Linked DNA regions of Homo sapiens: all the other regions are linked to region 2. A link is a loop called in an ENCODE intact Hi-C map of the cell type or tissue named here. Cell type or tissue: dorsolateral prefrontal cortex. All regions are shown on one strand.

The links. Hi-C counts contacts between places; a loop is a spot of excess contacts. Peaks named below come from ENCODE experiments on the same cell type or tissue, not always from the same donor. Only the 100,000 strongest peaks of a DNase experiment are listed, where the experiment ranks them.
Region 1: a loop joins it to region 2, with 4 times the contacts of the local background. A loop is called at or near these places in 86 of 110 quality-filtered maps.
Region 3: a loop joins it to region 2, with 2.9 times the contacts of the local background. A loop is called at or near these places in 7 of 110 quality-filtered maps.

Annotation. Positions count from the first base shown.
Region 1 is chr3:66,251,866-66,255,865 of GRCh38, forward strand. All of the region lies in intron 3 of SLC25A26 (solute carrier family 25 member 26), which reads left to right. Among named protein-coding and RNA genes, the nearest start is that of SLC25A26, 33 kb to the left of the region's middle. In dorsolateral prefrontal cortex, CTCF peaks have their summits at 2,363 (motif pointing right) and 2,562; no DNase peak of the experiment used is centred here.
Region 2 is chr3:66,820,842-66,824,841 of GRCh38, forward strand. All of the region lies in intron 2 of LOC105377144 (a long non-coding RNA gene), which reads right to left. Among named protein-coding and RNA genes, the nearest start is that of KBTBD8, 180 kb to the right of the region's middle. In dorsolateral prefrontal cortex, a CTCF peak has its summit at 1,626 (motif pointing left); a DNase peak (open chromatin) is centred at 1,640; H3K4me3 peaks cover 173 bases; H3K27ac peaks cover 719 bases.
Region 3 is chr3:66,480,499-66,484,498 of GRCh38, forward strand. The region is part of intron 1 of LRIG1 (leucine rich repeats and immunoglobulin like domains 1); the gene reads right to left. Among named protein-coding and RNA genes, the nearest start is that of LRIG1, 19 kb to the right of the region's middle. In dorsolateral prefrontal cortex, CTCF peaks have their summits at 1,614, 1,837, 2,715 and 3,187; DNase peaks (open chromatin) are centred at 1,627, 2,763 and 3,213; H3K4me3 peaks cover 3,477 bases; H3K27ac peaks cover 4,000 bases.

The sequences.
Region 1 (4,000 bases), 570 kb before region 2:
GACCTGGGAGAGTATATTTCATTGATTTTTTTATTTAGTTAGTGGACAAAAAGGAAGGGAAGCTCTGTTAACTTTTTATTTAAGAGCTGCATGAGTTTATAGAACACAATTAAGTTGAGCTTTATAGGCACAGTATGATTTTCATATAGGTTGATGAAGTTGAAGAAACGATTCTGAGCCACAGGAGTGTAACTTGGTCAGTTATTGCCACTGCATTGTAAATGGAAAGACTGAATACTACTCTCAAAGGACCAAAATACCAAAGGAGGTTAGGATTGGCCACTTCCAAGCGAGCCTGAACTCTGTCAGTGACAAACCTTTATTTCCTAAAATATTGCCTTGTTAAGATTAGGGTTCTTGAATTAAATGCAACTGTCACTTATTTGCTTTGGTTTGTGATTGTGTGCTTTTCAATATTTGAGTTGTATAGCTAATACTATTAATAGGTGCTAAGAGACACCGAATAAGAAATTTGATCCCCGTTTTTGAGGAGCATATAAGTAAGTTGGATCCATCTGTTAAATAACTAGGGAGTATTTGAGGATGTCTGTAGGGAGGTAGCAAGGTATGGACCATGGGCTGTCAAGTTACACAGATCGGGGTCAGATTTGTGACTTGTCCACTTATTTGTCTGTAGGCCATTTACTTGCCTTCACTGAAATGCTCTTTTCCTCATCTTGAAAAAATAGGATTAATGCCATCCCAGTCACAGTTCTTACAAGGATGAAATTATACAGCACTTAACAAAGTGTCCAGCCTAGCATCTGACACACAAAATATTGAATAAACATTGGGTCTAGCCCCATTTCACACAAGTTGCTGAATGCGGCACGTTTTTAGAATTTCCTAGTTTTGGGAAAGGTATCTATTCAGAAGGTGAAAAAATTGAAATTCAAAGAAGTTTAGTGATGTGCTCCAAGTTTCCCAGCTATTATTATTCCCAGCTAATAATAAAACACCACTGTAGAATAAGTAATTAGATAAATATTTCTCTGTATACTTCCAGGAGCACCTCTGTTTTCTTTTTCATGTAGTATTTAAAAAATGGCAGAAGTAGCGGTAAGTATACTACTTGTGCAGTAAGGATTCACATCACTGGTTTCTTAAAAGGTCAGGTTCCAAAATTTGCCGTTGGTTACTGTGATAGGCAAAATAATGCCCCCCCCCCCCCATAAATATGTCCTAGTCCCCAAATCTCTGAATGTGTTTCTTCACACGGGAAAGAGATTTGGCAGATAATATTAAGAATGTTGAGATGGGGGCCGGGCGCAGTGGCTCATGCCTGTAATCCCAGCACTTTGGGAGGCTAAGGCGGGCGGATCGTGAGGTCAGGAGATCAAGACCGTCCTGGCTAACACGGTGAAAGCTTGTCTCTAAAAAAAAAAGCAAAAAAAAGTTAGTCGGGCATGGTGGTGGACGCCTGTAGTCCCAGCTACTCGGGAGGCTGAGGCAGGAGAATGGGGTGAACTTGGGAGGTGGAGCTTGCAGATCGCGCCACTGCACTCCAGCCTGGGTGACAGAGTGAGACTCCATCTCAAAAAAAAAAAAAAAATGTTGAGGTGGAAAGAGTTTTCTGGATTATCCACGTGGGCCCAGTCTAATCAGTAGGGTCCTTAGGAGAGGGGAGCGGGGGTCAGAGAGCTGAAGATGGTATACTGCTGGTCCAAAGATAGAGCGAGGGGCCACAAACCAAGGAGTGCAGGGGAGCCCTAGAAAGCAGGAAGTCAACATTCCCTTGCAGCTTCCAGAAGGCATACTGCCTGACTGACATCTCTCGGTCTTAGCTCAGGAAGACCCATTTTGGAATTCATACCTTCAGAATTATAGATAATAAGCTTATGTTTTAAGCCACTAAATGTGTGGTGATTTGTCAGAGCAGCAGTAGGAAGCAAATACAGTCACCATTGCCACCTCCTCAACGTTCAGATTTTTGTATTGGTGGGAATCTATAAATCCATCCATGGGATGTTTGTCACCTCCTGTGAAATCATGGCTCATTTCTGTTATGGAAAAATACAAAAGCAAAAAAGCCATTTGAGGCTTATCTTTTGGGTTGTATAAAATTCTGTGAACAAATTGTAGACACAGGGACTAAGTGTTGATAGAGTTATTTTCTTTGAGAAGACTTCCTTGTGTAGTCTGTATTACCCGTGACAGCAGTCTTGTCAGGCGAGGGAAGACTAATACCTACAACGATTGAACTTATTTGCGTGATTGGAAAGAGTCTTATAAGGGGGAAAGGTTTGATGAACATAGGTCCCAATGCAAGTAGGTAAAAATTAAAATCTAAGGAGTGTAAGTTAGGATTTGTAAATTGGTTTTGTCAACAGCTGTAATTCCATTTATCAACAGAAGATGGCAGACTTGACACACAAATGAACTGTTGTAGAGGTTTTTGATTTTTTAAATGATGGTATAGAAAGAGATGTAAAATATTCTTAATTGGAAACCTGCTTTCTAAAGAGAATTTTGGGAATTACAAAGAGAATGTGGAAATGAAATACACGTAAGCAAATTGCATTTCAAAAATCTTCATAGTTTCCAGGGGTCTCTCCCTGACCCCCTGTCTTACTAATTTGCCACTTTGAGTTTGCTCTGGAAAGTCCAAAGCAGCTTTTGCTTTGAATACGATGAAGCTTTGAGTGGCTCTGTTCAGTGTATTGTTAAATTTCTGTTGAATTGGTTATAGAGTTGCCTGTTGAAACATGAAGCATTAGCTGAAATTAAACCTTGAACCTCTAAGTGCATTAGATGTGTGTAAGTATGACATCTTTATTGAAAAATAATTCTGGAGATGATAGTCAGAACACTTGGGTTTCACCCATGCTTCCTGAGCTAAGTAGCTCTCTGACCTTCAGCAACTTCTATGATCTCAGATTGATTTATATATAAAATGGTGACATAATTAGCTTCTAATATCAGAGGAATATTTGCAGGTAGTTGATGGAGTTTCTTGGAGAAAAATCTTAAATCAGAATTTTTTTTGTGAACTATGTTGAAATAGTTGCGAAGAAGATGTAATGTTAATAAAAGGTATTATTGGGGATACTTAGGGACTTTGAAGAGCATTTCCAGAACTAGAGGACAGGGTGCAGTTGTAAAACCCTGGTGGTGATGTGTTGAAGGAAGGGAACTTGGCTGTGGCAATGAAAGAACCAGGGGTTTTAGCAGCATCCATCTCTCTTTTCCTCCACTCAGTACCTAAAGTGAGGCCGAAGTTCACTGGAATTTTTTCCCTTTCAAATGTTTAGTTTTATGATTTGTAGTCTTGCATCTTGGGTTTTTGTTTTTGTTTAAAGAGACAGGATCTCATAGGTGGCCTAGGCTGGCTCCAAACTTGTGACCTCAAGTTATCCTCCTGTCTTCACCTCCCTGAGTAGCAGGGGCAGCATGCATGTGCACCTGGTTCTTGGTGTTTCATTTAATAAATATCAAAAGGAAACATTCAGTCCTTAGCTGCAGCAGTCAATTAAAAACAACAGAAAATATTTTATTTATGCCAAAGGAAGAAAAATCTTGGTAGCAGCATCATGATTTAATCAACATTTTAATCTAAGGTTTCATATTTTGGCATATTTAAGGAGGCCAGCATTGCATTTTGATTTTGATAAAGTATGGAGGGAGCATGTTTTTTTTTTTTTTCCTTTATGGAAAACCTTAGTAGTTCTTGTTTTTAGATAGAACTTTAACATTTAAAACATTCTTGGATTTAGTGAAAATGCCACCATTCCTGTGTCATGGATTCATACTGAACCTCAGATTTATAAGGAAAGAATGCTTTACAGAATGGATTTACCAAGAGACCCACAGATGACATTCTGTTTCCTTTCATAGAACCATAATACTGTAACATGTTTTTGTTCTTGTGCAGTGAAATACTTTGTTGTAGCTCAAATTCAAATCTAAGAAGGATCAGAGTTAATAGAAAACCAAATGGAAGGCTCCGGAGGTACTGGAGGAAGCAGAAGCATTACTTTGTAGCATCTCTCATGCCACAGTT
Region 2 (4,000 bases):
CTCAAGCCAGTTTCTCAGGGTTGCTGTGAAAATTCAAAGTAACAACGTACGCCGAGATGGTTTACTGTGAAGAGTTTCAGAAATACAAATGACCAATATCAGGAATGTTCCTATATGGCCTATTCTTTCCCTTAGAAGTTTTGAACAGAGTTTCAACACGTAAGTTAGGACCTTTTTCCTTTGAATAATTCCCTTCTCAGGCTACGGAGTCTCTTCAGTTTCCTGGTCATTGGGTTAAATTTTCTGCTCCAATGAAACTGCAATAATAGGAATAACAGTGAGTTTTAGGTTGGGAGACCTGTAAATTCTAACCAGATCCTTAAACTGTTCTCATTTTCCAAAGCTAGTATATTGCACACCAATATACTTTCTTTTTATTTCCTCTTTGGCCAAAAAGTGAATTGTCAAGTGCAAGTGAATTGTCAACATTAGTGTAACTTTCTACACAAAAATGACCTGCACCGTCTTAGCACCTAGGGTCTAAGGCCTCAGTTACAAAAATAAATTGTAAAGCCAGAAGAAAATATGTCACAATAACAATTAGAGGCCAGGCACGGTGGCTCACACCTGTAATCCCAGCACTTTGGGAAGCCGAGGTGGGAGGATCACCTGAGGTTGGGAGTTCGAGACCAGCCTGACCAACATGGAGAAACCCCATCTCTACTAAAAATACAAAAATTAGCTGTGCATAGTGGCACATGCCTGTAATCCCAGCTACTTGGGAGACTCAGGCAGGAGAATCACTTGAACCCGGGATGCGGAGGTTGCAGTGAGCCGAGATTGAGCCATTGTACTCCAGCCTGGGCAATAAGAGTGAAATTCCGTGTCAAACAAAACAAAATGGAACAAAACAATTAGAAGCTGCACAGTTTTCTTTAGGTGGCAAAATATGTATGAACAGTTACATGGCAAGCAAACTGCACATTAAATTTGGGTGTATTTTCCATATATGTTGTGTTCTTTACATTTACAGAGCTTTGGGGGAGGGGGACAAACAGTTATTTATGAGTTTTCCACGAATTGTTTTCTTTTCTCTTTCACTTTCTTTGGTCAGTCATTTGTAAGAATCAACTGGAGATAACACGCCAGACCCCAAACTTATTTTTGGCAGAAATGCACCATCCTTGCATGGACACTAGATGGAAAAATAGAGTTTTCTATTTAGATTTCTAGAATGGGTTATAGCAGGTACCTGGGAAAGGTTACGCAAATTGTTCAACATTCTTGCTGAAGTGGAAATGTTCTTGGGGAGTCCCCGTGGTCAGCATTAGGAAGAGGAATTACCCGCAGGGCCCAAAAGACAGATCCTCCCCTTTCTAAGAAGGATTGCAGACATTTGAATTGAGCTTTCTCGGGAGGTTTACGCAGCACACTCCCAATGTTCAGAACAGGGAGTAAAGAAAACATTTTGCTTGAGAAGCTTCCAGACCCCTGGGGTGACTTGTAGGATAAGAGTTTGGTTGGGATCCTAAAAGGTGGTAGATGTTCAGCTCACACGGACTAAGTGTTACAGGGCTGGCTTCCAGCTTGGGTAATGGCTGAACCTGTGAATGTTGCAAGTTGGCTTCATGAGGTGCCCTAAAAGTCCAGACTATAGACTCCACCTGACTCGCCAGGTCAATGCTCCCCCTTGTGGTGATTTCTGGAGCTGTTATCAGCTGTCTCCTAGGTGGCCCTTAGACAAGTAAGGGTGCTTGAAAACACATGGTCTGGGAATGCATATTGGTGCCTCTCAAACTCAAGAAAGGGGTGGCGACATTCCAGTTATGTGTCTGTTCCAAAGACCGCATATGGCCTTCTCTAATTTTTAGGGTTTTTTGAGAAAAAGTTCACACTAGCTGCTTTTAAATTCTCTTGCCTCTGAAATCCTTACCTGAACATCTCCCACCTAGAAAATATTTTTCACTGGCGACATCTCTTGTTTTGGGTGAGCAGAGATGAAATGACGCATGGCCTGTGTGATTACGGTGTGATGTCTGCACCAGGTGTAATGTGGGCTGAACAGCTTGACGTGTTTTCGTGAAACCAAAGTATAACCTTCCCAAATTAACCTCTTTGTTTCTGTTAATGCAGTCTTACCTACCAAAGTATTTTAAATGGTTCTTATGTATAGTTTAAAAGACTATAGGTTATAGCTATGCAGGGGGCACCTATCTTATGGGTATTTAACAACAGAAGCAGCTTCCTTTAAAAGTGGAATCAGTTATGAAATATATCATTTATGGGGCCAACTCCTCCAAGTACTCATTCTGTTTGCCTTTAAGCAATATCTTCCAGTATTTGTAACAGTTGTTCTCAGCAGCACAAAGACCTTAGCAGTTGAGAGATAAAGCATGAGTTTGGTCTGTGACCTTGATTACAACATGTTGTGATGTGACGATATGGCTTTGCCTTGACTGACATTTGTTTGGCCACTGCCATGGGTACTGTTTCAAGTCAGAAGAAATTTACATGGAGAAAAACATCCCATGAGCTTAAGTTAATACATTGGGAACTTGCCCTAAAACTAGGTGGCTTTTTTTTTTTTTTTTTTTTTTTTTTTTGGAAATCAAATAGTAACAAGTCCTATGTAACAAACATCTAGTATCAGGGTTACTAGGTGTATTATACGTTTATTTAAATCAAGATCATTACTAAGCACCTACTATGTGCAGGACAAGTGTAAGTGCCTTAGTAAACATTGTTTTTTATGCTATACACCATTTTAAAAGTTCCAATCAATATTTGCTTTCCATTCATTAAACATTGAAAGTTCTTTCAGCATGCCATCTAATCACACGTAAGTATTTGCCTTTTTCCAGGCTTAACAAAACATTTTAGACACAGACTATCAAAGAGCGAGGACTGTACAAATGTCTCCTTCTGATAATAGAACTCGGTGGCGACTTCAGTGGCCCAGGTCCTGGGAAAGTTTCCACGGCCTCCCTGGTGCCCTCCTTCCCACATGACTGCAGGAACATGAAGTAGTTCTAAAGACGGAGACCAAGGTGACCGGCCTTGCCCCTCCAACACAAGTCCCTCAAGAATCTTTGTGCCAGGGACATGAGGTGGGGGCTTTATGTTCCTCTACTCTCCACTGTCTCCTAGGCCAATCCCTTTGTATTACAGATGAGGAAATTGAGGCCCCAAGAGAAGTGACTTGTGTAAGGTCACACTGCTAGTACATCACTGTGCCAGTCCCAGAGCCGTGGACCTGGGACTCCCATCTCTATGTTATTTTCTTTTCATTAATCTAAATCATCTTAATCTTTCAGATTTCTGGATGAACTAGAAATCCTTTCTCGCCTCTGAGCTTTAGTTTACAAACCGTTTCCTCTATGTGCAATTCCACCATCTTATATCACCCTTGTACCTTCACCTTTGACAAGTGACTGGATTACTCTTAAGATCCTGGTTAAAAAATCACTTATTCTAAGATGCCCTTCCTGACCCTCCAAGACTGGGTTAGGTGCTCTTCCAGTGCATTATCCTGTCATTCTCTACTGATGCCAATCCCAGCATTTGTTACCTGTGGTGCAGTCATCGAGATCTCCAGCACACTGCAGGCTCATTGCGGACAGGAACATATGTCATGTCATGGTTGCATCCCTGATGTTTAGCACAGTGTCTGGGACTCACTAAATAAATAGTGAATGGATAAATGGATTACTGGACAAGTATTCTGTCTTAAAAAAATGAGAGTTAAAGAAGACCCAGTTTGCGCAGGTGGAGAACTGGTAGAAGAGGGGATGGGGGAGCCAGGTGTGGCAGCATGTGCCCGTAATTCCAGCAACTCAGGAAGCTGACGTGGGAGGATCGCTTGAGACCAGGAGTTCAAGGTTACAGTGAACCATAATCATGCCACTGCAGTCAAGCCTGGGCGGCAGAGTGAGACTAGTCTCTTAAAAAAAAAAAAAAGCTGGTGGAGTGGGTCTGTGATGCCTAGACCCCAACTGACCCTCTCTGTGTGCTTATCCTCCTGTGAACCTTACGATGTCTGTTCTTCAAATTCGTATGATTT
Region 3 (4,000 bases), 340 kb before region 2:
CCTTAGCAGGCTCTCAGAATTCCAGACTGAAAATGCCACCTAGCTACTTCCATACCACAGAAATGCAGAAAGAACTGCCCCTCTACGTGCCAGGAGATAAATGAACACCCAAAAGAACACCCAGAAAGAACATCAGCTTCTGTGTGCTTCCCAGATTGTCCTATACTCGCTCCCAAGCTCTGTCCATGAGTCCATCAGATGCAGAAAACCTCAGCTAGAGTTTACCCTCCCACAGAAAACACATTCTTGGCATTTTGAAAGAGCATTTCTTTTCTTCCTTTGAGAAATTATTTAGCAAGGCTGTGGAAAGCAGGGCTCCCAGTGGCCATTCAAAAATTAAGACCAAGCCAGAAGGCAGGAGGAAATGTCACCACAATGGGGAGAAAATAAATCAGTTAGATTAAGATTAAGATCTAACCCTTTTCTGTGGTTGGGGCAGGCGGATTTGAGAATAATAGCATGCTATTTCTGGAAAGTCCCTCCAGAGTAAAAGCTGGGAGGGTGGGGGTGTGAAACTATATGTTTCAGTGTTAGATTAAAATTTGTTGAAGTTGATTGAAAACAGATAGAAATGGCCAACGGTCCCCCTGCCCAGCACAGGTATGCCAGTCCTCTGTGGCTGAGGTCCCTCTATATTTCAGACCACACCTCAGCACTGCCCTCGCCAGCAAAGATGCAGTTAAACGGGAAGGCCCAAAGTCTAATGGGGCCAGGATGCTACACAACATCAAAGAGATTCCAGTTGCTCCCCTTGCGCCATAAACTCTTTCACCCAACATCATTCACACTTTCAGAGTGCAAAGTTCACTCTGATATTGGTGGCTTTCTCACTTTGTAGCTTTTTTGGCAAGTGCCCCTTGGCCTGGTTGTTCATTAATATATAATCAGAACATTAAAAGCATTGTTTCACCTTCTAGGGAGGCTGTGCCCAATTTAATAAAGCCGACATTGTCCCTAGGGTGGGGGGAACCACCTCGAAATTGGCAGAGAATTCAAAGATGCACAGACCGGAGGGTTTATGTACACACACACACACACACACGTGTATACACACACGCATGCACACAGAATTAAGTATTTCAAAAGATGTTTTTTATATTCCCCATGGCAAAGGAGCAAAATTAAAATGCTTCTCACCACAGAAACTGACCTGGCATTTCTTTCCCTTAATCCTTTCAATACCAAATTACTCCTTACCTTTAAAACCTTTACAGGAAGTAGTGATCTTTGTGGCAGGAAGACAAATAAACGAGAAGGGATGTCTAAAACTCTATCACAATTATCTATGAGAATGCTCGTTCAGTGCACTACTTTTACTTTTCAAAGCACATGCATACAATGACAACTCACTTTCGAGACCATGTTTACTTTGCTGAAAGCCACATTCTAAACATGGGCTCGCTTGCAGAAGGGAAGCAGCTTACAATTCAACCTTGTTTATGCTCCAAGTAGGTTTGACAGAAAAACCACATAAATTTGTTTTAAAATAATTTCCATTTGCTGGAAGCTGTTCCTGAAAGGTTCTCAGCCACGCTAATCTGCGCTGATTCCTACCAGCTGTAGGTACCAGGCACCCTGGCCACAGACCGGGCAGCCTGGGCACAGGCAGGCTGGCTCTGCAGAAGGCTGCAGCAGTACAGGATCAACAGAGCCACTGCAACAGTCCCCTCCGCAACACGCGTCCACATCTGTTTAAGAAGAACCCAAAGATGTCCTGGTTCAGAGTCAAAACATGTGACATGCCTGTTGAGAGCACAGTTTTCTATGCAATTACACCTGTGCTCTCTCAGAAACACAGCTTCCCTAGTACCAAAGAGATGTACTGTGCTCAAGCCCAAAGACCACAGTGGAGGACAGCAGATGATGTACTGGGCTGAGCATCAACAAAGGAAGGAAACTGAAAAAGGAAATATCTGGGAGTATCCTGTGTAAAGTCTTCAGCCTCAACATCCAAAGAAATGCAGATTAAAATAATCTGAGGCAATTTCCATCCATTAAACTGGTACATGATTACAGAAATAAACAGCATTTAATGTTTGTGAGGGTGTGGGACAAGCACAAGTTCACATGTAAGTTGGCAGCCTCTTTCTCAGAGGCAGTGGTACCGAAAATATTAAGAATCTGCATATCCAGCGCTATCTGAATTGGGTAACTCATCCTAAGGAAATAAATGGCTAAACATTTATGCATAAGGATGTCTATCAAAGCTTAGGAAAAAGCCTAAATGCCCAATATCAGAGAAACTTTACAAGTTTTATGTAAGTTGTGTAATAATTTATTATACAATAAATATTAAAGCACATTTTAAAAACTGCTTAAAGTCAGGGAAAATATTCAAGATATTGAGTCTTTAAAACATAACTGAAATAGGTATTCAGCCTCACACATTACTGGAAATTTATACACTATCCAGTGATAATATTTATCACCGAACAATGAAATCAGTTGTTTTTTCTTTTGTACTTTCTTCTTTATTCAATAAATGCCTAACATTTGTCACCAGAAAATCAAAAGTAATAAAGACATAGTAACTAGGCTAACAGATCAATAGCACCCCCTCCAGCACCCCCCGTAAGGCCACCAAGACAGTAATCTGCCTAGACTATTCCAGCTCACTGGGGACAAAAGGCTTCCCTACAGCATCACAGTCCAAGATCTCGATAGCCATTAAAAGAAACATGTGAGGCTGAGCTCATCAGGGAGAACACAGCTTCCCATTGCCCCTTGCTAGCATGCCTGGGAGACTGCCCAGAGAGGAGCTCTGCCAGCTGGGTTCGCAGTGCTCTCTCTGCCATGGATGGAGATCCTGCGTGTCTGAGGATGGGGGTGGGGGCCAATGTCTCACATCTGAAGTCCAAGCTAAAAAGGCCCAGATTTAGAAATGTATCTGCCTGAAGTCTCCTGCCATAGAAGCTTCTATCAATTTACATAGTTACTTGGGCTGGGTCCACAGAGGGCAGGGTAACCTGTCCTTAGTGTTCTCACAGCTCCCTCTGGTCAAGGAAAGCAGTCTTTCTCTCTGCCAGCAGCAAAGAGGGAGAAAAGCTACCTTGGCCTGGTCATCCTTTTTGTCAAAGCAGAGGCCTGAGCAAAGTAAGAGCTCAAGCAACCGAAACCAGCTGCCTGGCGAGGGCTCAGCATAAACTGAGCAGAATAACCACAAGGGGAAGGGTGTCTAGACAGCCTCGGTCTATGGAAGAAGCCACCCTCCCCTGCAGTGTCAACTCTGGAAAAGCAGGCTCCAAAACGCGGCTCCAGCAAAAGAGCAGATGAGAGACCATGTCAACAGCTGGGAAGGGCACCGCGGGCTCCCTCGCCAAACGCAACACAGAGGAGAGCGCCTGAGCCTGGCCCACCTGCCAAGGACAGCCACCAGCAATCCAGCAGGGACGAGGCGCCCGAGGACCTCATGTGGGGACAGTTCACATGCACTGCTTTAACTACAAAGCCACTTCAGTGACAATTCTTGCATATGGGACTTTTCCAAAATTCAGAGAGACCAAAAAGACCGCCAATTCTAAATGTGGCAGGTAAACAGCCTGTCATCTTTTCAACTTCGGTTCTATTTGTTTCTTCTTTCTTTCCATTCTTCTAAGTTTCTCAACACTTAAGAGACTTTGGTGGAGGGTGGTGAGGGGTATAGGAAGCTACTAAACAAGCAAGGTATATTCAGGAAATACACAGATGAAGCCTGGGAGGTCTGAATTATTCTATCTGGCAGAGGTATTTCCACAGGACATACAGGACTCTACAGAATGAATGCCACTATCTCTATCTACACTGGTATCTGTCACGAGCATTTAATGTGTCACAGGCTTCACACTAGATTCTGGGAATACAATGGTGGATTGGAAACAAAGCCAGTCACTGCATTCAGGGAGCTTACAGACTAATGGGGTAGTCAGAAACGAATCAAACATTCACACAAAACTTCTATACATAGCACTGCAGAATCCTCACGATGGGAATCTAACTTAAAGGGAACGTCAGCCATGGTTTC